Regions from separate parts of the Mus musculus genome. Here region 1 is linked to region 2. The links are chromatin contacts, found by Hi-C or POLR2A ChIA-PET in ENCODE. All regions are on one chromosome and are shown on one strand. Each heading gives the region's core, a stretch centred on a gene start or an enhancer-like site at or near the end of the contact. The rest is flanking DNA. Distances are from core to core; before and after follow the strand shown. Region 1 overlaps Syne2 (spectrin repeat containing, nuclear envelope 2). Region 2 overlaps Syne2 (spectrin repeat containing, nuclear envelope 2).

Region 1 (5,131 bases), core at 2,176-4,675, 33 kb after region 2:
CTCCTGCCTCTCAAATCTGTGCTATATTTGCTTGCTGACTGCGTGTCAGAAAACAACAGGACTTCATCATAATCTGAATTGGTGGCGATGAGACATGGGTGTGGTTCCCAAGCCTGACAGTGAACCTGCCTCGTACATTAGGATTAACGTGTGTACAGGGAGGAGGCCCTTAGGGTAGTCCTTACTAATTCTGTATTGGGGTGCTTATTATAACAACTACGCCTGCACCTCTTAGTTGCATGAGTTCTTGGAGTGCTGGTGAAGGCGCAGCTGGAGACGGCATGAGGTTAAAGGGTGGCTAGAGACTGCTCAGAGCAGTCACAGTAAGGGAGTTGAGGTTAAAATGTCGTTTGCAGTGTAGTGACACAGGCATCTTTCAGAGTAGGCAAGGCAAGAGGAGGTGAAGGGCCAGTGGGTTTAGCCAGCGTGCCCTCTGTGTCTAACGGTGACAGTTACTATGTAGCTGAGGACAGTTCTGCCTTCAGCTGGTCAAATCTGATAGAGGTGGCTGGGCCCACTTTGGAATTCCTCCTCTTGCTTAGCTGTCGGCTACCACTTTTACTGTCTCCATTGGTGCTGCAGCCTAAGACTGTGGAAGGAAACCCCACCAGCCCGGGAACCCTCTCCCTATGCAATGGTTCGGCTTCTCCCAGCATTAGGCTTGTGTTCCTCACCCGCCCAAGTTCAACAGCTCAGCTTGTCTACTGGCTGTGAAACCACACCTGTTACCGGAGATACAAAGTCTCATTTCTAAGAGAGATCAATTTATTTTTGCAAAGGCCTGAATAGACCAATCAGCTCTGAGGGAGCAGAAGAGTCACTGTGTACATGAAAGGATAAATGCTTGATAATGAATGACCTAGAGAGGCAGAGGATCCAGTGTTTCCCGTTCACAGTGAGGAAAATGCTGAACACCTCGACTGGGTGATACGGAGGGGTGGGAACACTGTAAAACAGCTCGGGAGTGTAAAAGTGCTACCATAGGAGCTGTCTCATACGATCAGAGGTCACCTCTGACTTTCCCATCATTGGTGTAGATACCCTTAGGAAGGATATAGAAACAGGCCACTTCACTCCCATCATTGACGTACCATCTGTTTCCTTGGCTGTTGCTGGCTTTCTGCCCTCAGCCGCTTCCTTAACAATCTTGCCGGGTATGCTGACGAGCGTGTTACTCATCGGTCACCTGTTGTTGGGAATTGTTCACAGAACCTAGATGATCTTCAATTGTCTTTAGGATTGTACAAAAATAACCTAAAGATTGGCTCGTTCCAGGTAAAGCTGCTATTACGTCAAGGCACCGATGACAGCAAAGAAGGCTTAAAGGAGGCTCAGCAGGAAGATGAGCAGCTGGCCACTTTAACGGGACAGCAGCCAGGTACCAAAAAGGGGCAGCTGTTAGGATATGTGGAGCTTGGTGTCTGGGCCTAGGTGTTTCCTTCAGCTATCACTTGATAATACAACATTAACTAGGGATCAAGCAATGGCGGAATTTGCCAAGACTGCTGAACCTTCCCCACAACAGCCTCAATTAGTTTGGAATGAGTCAATTTGTGTTTAGGAATGAGTCCCGAGCTATCTTGTTTTAAATTGGATTTTTTTTCCCTTGTAGTGCTGGGGTTAGGCTTGGTAGACAAGTGTCCTACACAGCTGCATCCCTGACCCTTTGGAAACCGTTCTTTACACAATGAGTGACAAAGGATCCCCATAAGATGAAATGCATGTTTTTTGTTTTGTTTTGTTTGTTTGTTTTGAGCTGATCACCTCGTGCTGATCTCTATGAATCAGAACAGCAACGCTACCTAAAATACCAAGCCAGAGGCCAGAATACCTATTGGCCACGGGTTGGGTTTCCTTGGCCTCTGTCCCCACTGCCTTCCAGCCTTTGTGGGAGTGGAGGGATGGGCCTTGGATCAGAACTTGGAGACTCCTGACAGAGAACTCTGGCTCCTCCACGGAGCATCCTTGACTTCCCTTTACGAAGCTGACTGACCGCTCATGGCTGAGATCCGCTTGCACTGTTGCTTGCTTTAATCGGCAGCTTTGGATTCCAGGTGCCTTCGACAGGTGGGAGCTGATCCAGGCGCAGGAGCTTCACAGCAAGCTCAGGCTCAAACAGACCGTGCAGCAGCTCAAGTCTGACATCGGCAGCATCGCTGCTTGGCTTGGGAAAACTGAGGCCGAGCTGGAAGCTCTGAAGTTGGCCGAGCCTCCCTCTGACATCCAGGAAATAGCGCTCAGGGTGAAGAGACTGCAAGTGAGTGGAGCCATGGGTGGAGGGGGGAAGGGGGTGTTCAGCATAGGCTCGCAGGGTTAGCATTGTGCTGCTGGACAAACAGGTCAGACCTGGGCTTAAAGTGGCTTTTACCTCAGTAAGGACCAAGACACGGGTTTCTCTTTTTCACATGAGAGAATGTCTACAGAAAATCCCCAAACCTAGAAGAGCACAGTAGAGATATGACTCAGGTCCTCGGGGCTGGAAAGATCTGGACTGTAGATTTAGGTGTGGTAGCCATCGTCAGGCAGGGTAAAGCCAACCTTCTGAGGTTGTATGTGGTATGTGGTAGTTCTACATGAGACCAGCAGTGGAGTCTTCCTGGGAAGGGTTCAGATCAGCTCATTGACTGAGGAATCCTGTGGTCTGACTACTGTGACTACGCTGTGTTACAATTAAAGACGTGTTGTTACTCATATGATCAGCCCCTAGGCCTCAGGAGCACCAGCCCAGGGTGCAGGGGAGGGGCAGGCAGCTTGAGCCCTGCATTTTGGGGGTCCCCTGAGCAGATAAGTCTGAGGTCCTGAAACCCAAGACAGGAGTCTTGAGGGTGTCCAGTTTCTCTCCAGGTCTGTGCTTTCCCACTGTGGATACAGAGGTTACCATTTCTCCTAGAGGAGTGGTGTTTCTAGGGCTCCTAGGGGCAAGTACAAGATAGCTACCTAGTCTTTATCTGGAAAAGTTTTAGTCTTACCTAGAACTATCCCTAAGCCAGTGACAGAGAAGGGACTGTGGAGGTCAGCAGGCTCTCTCCATGCCTCCGGTCAAGCCTGTCAGAGGCAGGCCTCTGGTTCCCCAACCCTGCCGGCCAGCCAAGCTCACTAACCTTGTAAGGCAAGCTCCCTCAGCTGATGTTTCTCAGCCACTCACGGGCGAGCTCGCGCTCGACCTGGTGCCCACTGCTCGGAGAAGTGTGGAGGAGGTCTGTCCCTTACAGGTATTCAAAACGAGCCCCTCTTCCCTGGTGTCCGAAGCCCTAACCTGATCTCTTCCCTAGGAGATACTAAAAGCCTTCGATACCTACAAGGCCTTGATGGTCTCCGTCAATGTGAGCCACAAGGAATATCTGCCAAGCCAGAGCCCCGAAGCCACAGAACTCCAAAATAGACTCCATCAGCTGAGCCTGTCCTGGGACTCGGTCCAGGGCGTATTGGACAGCTGGCGAGGAGACTTACGGCAGTCACTCATGCAGTGCCAGGTAAGTTGACTCAGCCCAGGGCCCTGTCCCGGCAGCAGCCTGGCCCATACGCTAGGAACTGCAGATATTTTTACCATCCCCAGGCTGGCTTAAGCTAGGAAGTAATCAAGTTTCCCTTCCCATCCCTATGCCATTAAAATGACCCCGTGTTTACCTAGCATTTCCAGGACTGTTGCCCATACCCACCCTGGGAGTAAGGGTTGCAGCAATCATGCCACCTGGTTGAGGGAACTGCCTCTGTCTGTCCTTTTGTCAGAGAGAATCATAGGCCTAGCCCTGAATACGGGAGCAGTTTGATACTTAGAGCAATTCCCTGAAACTCTGGGACATCAGCACTCCCCTCTGAGACCTGAGCCTGACTCTAGGGCTCATTTTTAGGACTGAACAATGTGATGTGTTTAATGCTGGCCTACTACCCAACCCACATGAGTGTGAGCATGCATTAGCTCTCCACCACCGCTTAGCTCTGAGTCCATCTTTAGGAACATGAGCCCATCACGGCCTGTCATGTGGGGTGGGATCCCACAACCATTGCATCTAGAAAGTGGATTAAATATTTGGTCTTCACACGCCCTCCCCGCCTCCCCCACTGCTGGTATCAGTTTATAGCTGATGCCTCCCTCTTCCTCCCTGCCTTTTTCTTTCCTTGGTTGAGCCCCTGGCCTGTCACTGAAATCTGGTCCTTTGCTTACTGACTAGTGGAGATGTACGAGCAAGCTCCTTCTGGGCACTCCCGCCCTCAGTCGTGTGTGTGTGTGTGTGTGTGTGTGCTGCTCTCAGCACCCCCCAAGCACGGGGCTCTCACAAGTGTTGTTTCTTGAAGGACTTTCACCAGCTGAGTCAAGACTTGCTCCTGTGGCTAGCGACAGCAGAGAGCCGCAGGCAGAAGGCGCATGTCACCAGCCCAGAGGCCGACCGCCAGGTCCTCCTGGAGTGTCAGAAAGACCTAATGGTAAGTCTCCTCCACAGGCCCACCAGCCACTGTCTGCCTCCATGGGTCAAGGTCCTCCTTGGTGGTTTCATCCAGTGCTCTGGGCACTGTTGGTGGCTGTGACTCATGGGCTCTTTCAGAGAGGTGAGAAGCCAGAGCCAGATGCTTTTAAGAATAAAGGGACATCGGTGTATTAAAGGTACTTTCTTGAAAGTCAAGGCCACTGAGGCATGTTTTTTCCATGGATATCCGGTGGCCTTACACTCCTACACATACCCAGATTTGGGGGTACTTGAGTCCACCAAGTAAAATCTTTATTTTGTCTGTGCATATTTAAATATTTATGCATATATTTGCATATAATCTACACAAATCCTGCCATGCATCTTGAATCCTTTCTTGATTAGTTACAATCCTTAGTATAATATAAATGAGTTATATAAATGCTATATAAATTTCTGTTATGCCACACTTAAGGAATAATAACGAGAGCATTCACGTATTCAGAACAGTGGTAATTCTTTGTTGTGTTTTTTTGATCCATGGCTGATAGACTCTGAGTACAGGGCCCACGGGCACAGAGGGCTGACTGTAATGTTCACCTGGTCATGGGAGGGAGGACATATTGCCCAAGATGAGCTGCATGTGTTATCTATATTCATAGTAGGAATGTCTTATTTTCTGAAGGTAACCGTGTCTTTATAGACTATTTTTCACTAATAAGCCA
Region 2 (5,841 bases), core at 1,446-3,945:
CTATATACTATTATGAAAATTGCTACAGTGGACATCTGAGACTTGTTGAAAGATCAATTTATTGGAGCAGTTCTAATTTTAAAGAAAATTTCAAATAATATAGTCACATGGTTCAAAATTCAGAATGTTCATAAGATGTATATTAAAATTTTTCTCCCATTCCTTACCGCAGGAATTGATGTGGCTAATTTGTTGAATATTCTTCCCAAGATAAAATATCCTGTCCATGTACACGCACGTGCATATGTCTTCATCTTTTGTTCCCTTTCTGTGCATGTATGTATATACATCCATGTATGTGTGCATGCCCTGACATGCATGTATACATGAAGACCAGAGGTCAGTGTCCAGTGTCATCTTCCATTGCTCTCCACTTGATTTGCTTGAGACAGGATCTCTCACTGAACCTGCAGTTCACTGATTTAACTAGGCTTGCTGGCTAGCAGGCTCAGGGATCCTCCTGTCTTCATCTCCCTGTGCTGGGAGGCATGCACTACCATGCCTGGCTTTTTCACATGGGAGTTGAGGCTCCAACTCAGACCCTCACTCTTGCACAGTATCTATCCTTCCCCTTTAGTTCAAATGGTAGCGCAGAAGAACAGGGCAAGGCTTGTGCTGCCTGTTGCTGTAGGGAATCCAGCTAGAGTCTGGTAATGCGCTGCTAAATATAAACAACTTGAAGTTTTATATCATGCTCTATATATGGTAACTGGGATTTTACAGGTAATTTTGCAATACAGACCATTTATCAGATTAAAGATAAAGGAAACTATATCTGGCTGACTTATTCTCTTTTGCCATCATTTTCTAGTAAATCAGGGGCATTTTAACTTAAAGGCTGTAGCATTCTTTGGTTGGGCGGATGGATGGTTCCAAGGGAAGGAACCCAGAGCCGGTTGTGTGTTGTTGTGTGCTAGGCAAGTCTCCACCCTTGAGATACACTCCCAGATCCGAGGCGTGGTTCCTGGAATGTTTCTACAGAAGTGATCATTGGCTGTAATTAGCTCACATACTACACCTCCCTGCGTATTATTTGACTTCTTTGTCTTTCTCTTAACACTTAAGAACATTTTAAAGCTCTTAGCCCTGTGTGGTTGTATAAAACCCCTAATCCCAGTTTAGGAAGCTGAGGCAGGACTGTAAGTTGGAACCCAGCCTAAACAACATATCGAGTACCAGGCCATTCAGTACTTCATAGTAAGTCATTTGCCCAACTTGCACGAAGCCCTGAGTTCAGTCCCCACTACTGCAAAACCAAACAGATAAACAACGACCAAAAAGAGTTATTGGTACAAACTAGACAAGCTGCTTTCCTTTTCCTTTCTTTTCATTCATACATATAACTCATCATATCTAACGATTCAGTATGCACCAGGCGTGTGGCAGGTGCCATGATAAAACACCATGACACAAAGCAACTTGAGAAGAGAAGGGTGTATTTCAGAAGCAGTGTTGTTCCGGTCCCTGCCAGTCTGTCAGTACAGTCTGTTGGGGAGATACATGCTAACCACATAGCTACACTGTATGCATGTGTGTGGGGTGTGTATGTGTACTGTAGGGAGAAAAGAGAGGAGCAATGAGACTATAAAGCAGAGGTCCCAGGCTGGGGGTATAGCTCTGTGGTTGACTGTTTGGGATTAAAGGTGTACATCACTGTGCCTGGCCATTTTTATGCAGACTTTGAAAGTTTCCTCTGGACCATTTTTATGAGAAACATAGAGAATTTAGCAAGTTAAGAGACTACACCACTCTAGCTTTTAGAACACTGGAAAACTATCAATGGGAATTAGTGCCTCGTTACTGTAGCCGCTCTTCGGACTGATCTCTGGAGTAAATGACACAAAATCTTCTTTCAGATTTCATCTGAAGGCCTGGAAAATGAGCCATACATAAAGAACCCTAAACACAACTAAAACCTAACAGACTCGGGGTGTCTGGGCTGGTCCCTTCACTTCCCTCTGCAGCGGAAAGGATTGTCATTTATTAAATGCTACCTTTCATTGGATCAGAAAAGGACTTCATTTTAAAAACTCATTGAAGCCGGGCGGTGGTGGCACACGCCTTTAATCCCAGCACTTGGGAGGCAGAGGCAGGCGGATTTCTGAGTTCGAGGCCAGCCTGGTCTACAAAGTGAGTTCCAGGACAGCCAGGGCTACACAGAGAAACCCTGTCTTGAAAAACCAAAAAAACAAACAAACAAAGACTGGTAAAGGTCCTGGATGGTTTTTCAATAGAAACACTTTATTAAACTCCAGCTACCTGAGGGAAGGAGCTGGAAGGGAGCAAAGACTGTCTGTCCCCTTGAGAGAAAGGTGACTGGAGGCAGCCAGGCAGGGCTGCGGGAGCGGCTGTTTCTCATTCCGAAGGTCCCTCCCCTTCCCAGGCTCCCCTCCCCCAGAGTCTAATCAAAGGATTAGCCTACAGGTTTGGAAACAACAGCAGCTGGAGTTGAAGGCATTTTTCCCTTTCTCCTCGCATTTAAATGCAGGAAGTAGAGAAGTCTCTGGCTAACTGGACGCACAGCTTGAAAGAACTTCAGACTATGAAGGCCGACTTGAGCCAGCACATCCTGGCGGAGGACGTGACGGTTCTGAAGGAGCAGATCCAGCTTTTGCACAGACAATGGGAGGACCTCTGCCTAAGAGTAAGTCAGTCAGCCGCCTTCGGGGCTGTGGGGGGGTTGATTGAAGCGTCCCAAGGCCAAAGGAAGGGATCCTGACTTCGCTGAAGCAGGAGCCCTTGGATCCTGGGACCCCTGTGCCTCTCTGCTGGTCCTTTAGGAGGCAGCAACCGGTTTTAACAGATTGACCTCTTTGTTTTAACAGAGTTCACTGTGTAACTTTGTACACTTCCACTGAGTTCGTTTTGGCTGGTGGGTTGGGTTGGTTTGGTTTGGTTTAAGATCACCTTAAGCTGGGATGGCAGCAAGGGCCATGCTTGTGAAGATTCTGCTCCATGGCTTGCTTAGGGAAGTACCAATCTGCGTGTTAGGAGAGATCTCTCTGACCCCCCTGTGTATTTCTCCTCTGCCACACCGCAGCCTTGATGCCCACAGGCATGGAGGCAGTTATCTATCAGAGAACCAGGCTTCCGCTGCATTCAGATATTCAGTTCTAAGAGCCTTTTACACTCTGGAGTGATTAGAGCCTAATGGCCTTACCAGATCACTTGTACTGGATAAGAATGGAATTGTGTTTAGCCGATTGCACAGTTCCAGACTATGACAGGATATCACGGTGGAGTTAAAGGGTTCAGTTAATCTTAAAGACCCTTAAGGATATAAAATTCTCAGGAAAAGTTAATGCCTTAATCTCATTTTTTTTTTGTATCAATGAATTTTTGACATTTGTAAATACCTGTTTTCTAAAGACACTTTTAGTTACACTTTGAAGTAAATAGTATACTTTACAGAACCTTGGTTCTTAGTAGTTACAATGTACTCTAAGTGTCTTTTAAATTGTTCTAATTCCTGTTTTCTGTAAATGAAAGCACTCCGGATCTGTGAGAAGTCTTGAGAGAGTTAGGACTCAAAGAGCGCACCCAGATGGTCCCGATTGTTCCCACCGTGGACTCAATCCTGGCACACATGCCAGGAGTTTTAAAAGCCAAAATAAACAGATTTCTGGAGGAATGGGAGCAAAATGCTTGTTTTTCTAGGGATAGATTTCGGGCCTTTTAAATGCATCTGGCTGGGCGGGACACTGGAGCATTTGGTATCTTGACCTCACTCAGGGAAGAGCAGAAGTTCTTTTGTACGTGGTGAGGGAAAAAAAAAATCTCAGGAGAGTGCAGCCGTCTCTTCCCCTTTCTATAAAATGTGGTGCTAAAACTACTGAAGAACTCTTAGCTACCCCATATTACACTACCCCGTTTAAGATTTCAGTGACTTCTCAGAAACTGAGAATTAGATGAACTTTTAGAAAGGCTGGTTCAAATTATCTAGATGTGAGTTTAATTGCTAACCCGTAGCCCTCTAAGGAGCCGGGAAGCCCCGTGCCTGATGTTAGTACAATAGAGCACTGGGCTTTTGGGGGTCAGCCTGCTCGCTCCAGACCAATGTTTGCTGACATTTTCATGGTTTCCAGACAAAAACTACAGTGTGTAATGACAAGATAAATTAAATGAATTGTTTGGGGATTTGGTGTTTCTGTTTGTTTTATTTTGTTTTGTTTAAATTCTCAAAAAAAAAAAAAAACCAAACTTTTTACTACTTTTAAGGTAGTTCATTTGCATTACTAATGAATGGCTGGGTGTTTTTTCTTTTCTTTTTTTTTTTTTTTAACTTTGTGATCTGGATTTAAATAAGTTAATCTTCAAAATAAGTAAGCAGGACACTGCCTGCTGGATATAAAGACTTGATGAGTTTCCGAAAGGGAAAAGCTTTAGGCCACAAAAGTTAGAAATTCTCGTGGAGGGAACAGTAGATGTAAATACTGAAAGAACAAGGGAAACAAAAACCGAAGCAGAGCCTTGATTGACTCTGTACTCACCTTAACCTTTCTGCCTTGGGCTTCATGGCGATCAATACAGAGGACAGAGCACCGTCATTTTGCCTTTTGTTAGTTTTTATGGTGGTCATCACGGGTGGAAAAAACTTTTGTTAATGTTAAGTCTGAAGTTTTAAGAAAAGGAAACAGGTTTCAGAAGCACTGACCAAAGTGAATGGCCTTTGTGTGTGTCTGTGTGTGTGAAAGGTGTGTGAGGTGGGGGGCTAGAGTGGGGGTGCTCTCGGGTGTTGAGAGCCAAGGGATTTTCCTTCCCTGCTATCCTCAGCTGCCCCGTGCATGTCATTACCTAGGTGGCTATCCGCAAGCAGGAGATTGAAGACAGACTCAATTCGTGGATCGTGTTCAATGAGAAAAATAAAGAACTGTGTGCTTGGCTGGTCCAGATGGAAAACAAAGTTCTACAGACAGCAGATGTCAGCATTGAAGAAATGATCGAAAAGCTACAGAAAGTGAGTGGGGGCGGGGTTCCCTGTGGATGCAATGGAGGAGGGCTGTGGGCTTCCACAGGGCTCCAGGACCTGCCGTGTCCCTGGTGTTTCTAATGGCAGTGTACATCTTTCAAGGGACTGTTTTTGAGTTTTCTGAAGGAGGGCATGGGAGAGAGCGAAAGCATGAGCTTGTCATAGGTGGATACAGTGCTGAGGAGGGCTGCTTCCCTTCAGTCAGTCAGGAAGACTAGCCAGTGATGGGATCTAGTGAGTGTTAAGTAGAACCCAAGTCAAGAGGACGCCTGCAGCAATGAGGCTTACGGAAGAGGTCAGTGGAGCATCATTGTACAGTCACCCAAAACACCTCTCCATAATCCCTGGGAAAACTGACCTCAGGCCGACTCGGTCAGCTCTGTCTAGCCTCAGCTCCACATCTGTGACGTGCAACTGAACGGTTGTTCATTAAGAAAGAGCCTGAGGGGGCTGGGATATAGCCCAGGTGGTAGAGTTCTTGCCTTCCATGCATGAAGCCCCGAGTTCAATCCTTGGCACTGCAAGGATAAAGAAAAAAACCATACCTACACCCTGGAATGGAAACGCACGCCTACACCAGCACTCAGGAGCTGCAGGCCTGGGCTACATAGTCAGAGGAAGTCATTGCTGCGTTAAACACTTCATAGTCACCCGGCTGGTACAGCCATCCCTTGAAGAACTGTTGACAAGTATAAGGTTTTTGTTTTCCAATTTAAACCAATGTAGACAGGTCTGGAAAGATGCCTCAATGGTTAAAAGCCCTGGCGTTTCTTCCGAAGGACCCAGTTTGAATTCCTAGGATCCACATGGCAGCTCACAACTGTCTGTAACTCCTGTCCTAGGGGATCTGTCACCCTCACACAGACACACTG

The links. Hi-C counts contacts between places; a loop is a spot of excess contacts on that map. ChIA-PET counts read pairs that join two places held with the same protein, here RNA polymerase II (POLR2A).
Region 1: a map of T-helper 17 cell shows a loop between it and region 2 (2.0-fold over the local background). The contact joins two enhancer-like sites. A Hi-C loop is called at or near these places in 1 of 37 maps with a recorded cell type or tissue (T-helper 17 cell). POLR2A ChIA-PET finds 5 or more read pairs at or near these places in 1 of 5 experiments (Patski).

The regions. Positions count from the first base shown.
Region 1 is chr12:76,101,693-76,106,823 of GRCm38, forward strand. It overlaps Syne2 (spectrin repeat containing, nuclear envelope 2), which reads left to right. Exons shown (of 116, transcript NM_001005510.2): 108 at 1,276-1,378; 109 at 2,055-2,257; 110 at 3,273-3,473; 111 at 4,297-4,425. Among named protein-coding and RNA genes, the nearest start is that of Esr2, 73 kb to the right of the region's middle. Within about 2 kb of position 3,426, at least 1 of the 3 ENCODE cell types and tissues checked has a DNase peak (open chromatin) inside an H3K27ac peak, as active enhancers do.
Region 2 is chr12:76,069,640-76,075,480 of GRCm38, forward strand. Syne2 (spectrin repeat containing, nuclear envelope 2) reads left to right here. Exons shown (of 116, transcript NM_001005510.2): 97 at 2,489-2,644; 98 at 4,799-4,957. Among named protein-coding and RNA genes, the nearest start is that of Esr2, 100 kb to the right of the region's middle. Within about 2 kb of position 2,696, at least 2 of the 3 ENCODE cell types and tissues checked have a DNase peak (open chromatin) inside an H3K27ac peak, as active enhancers do.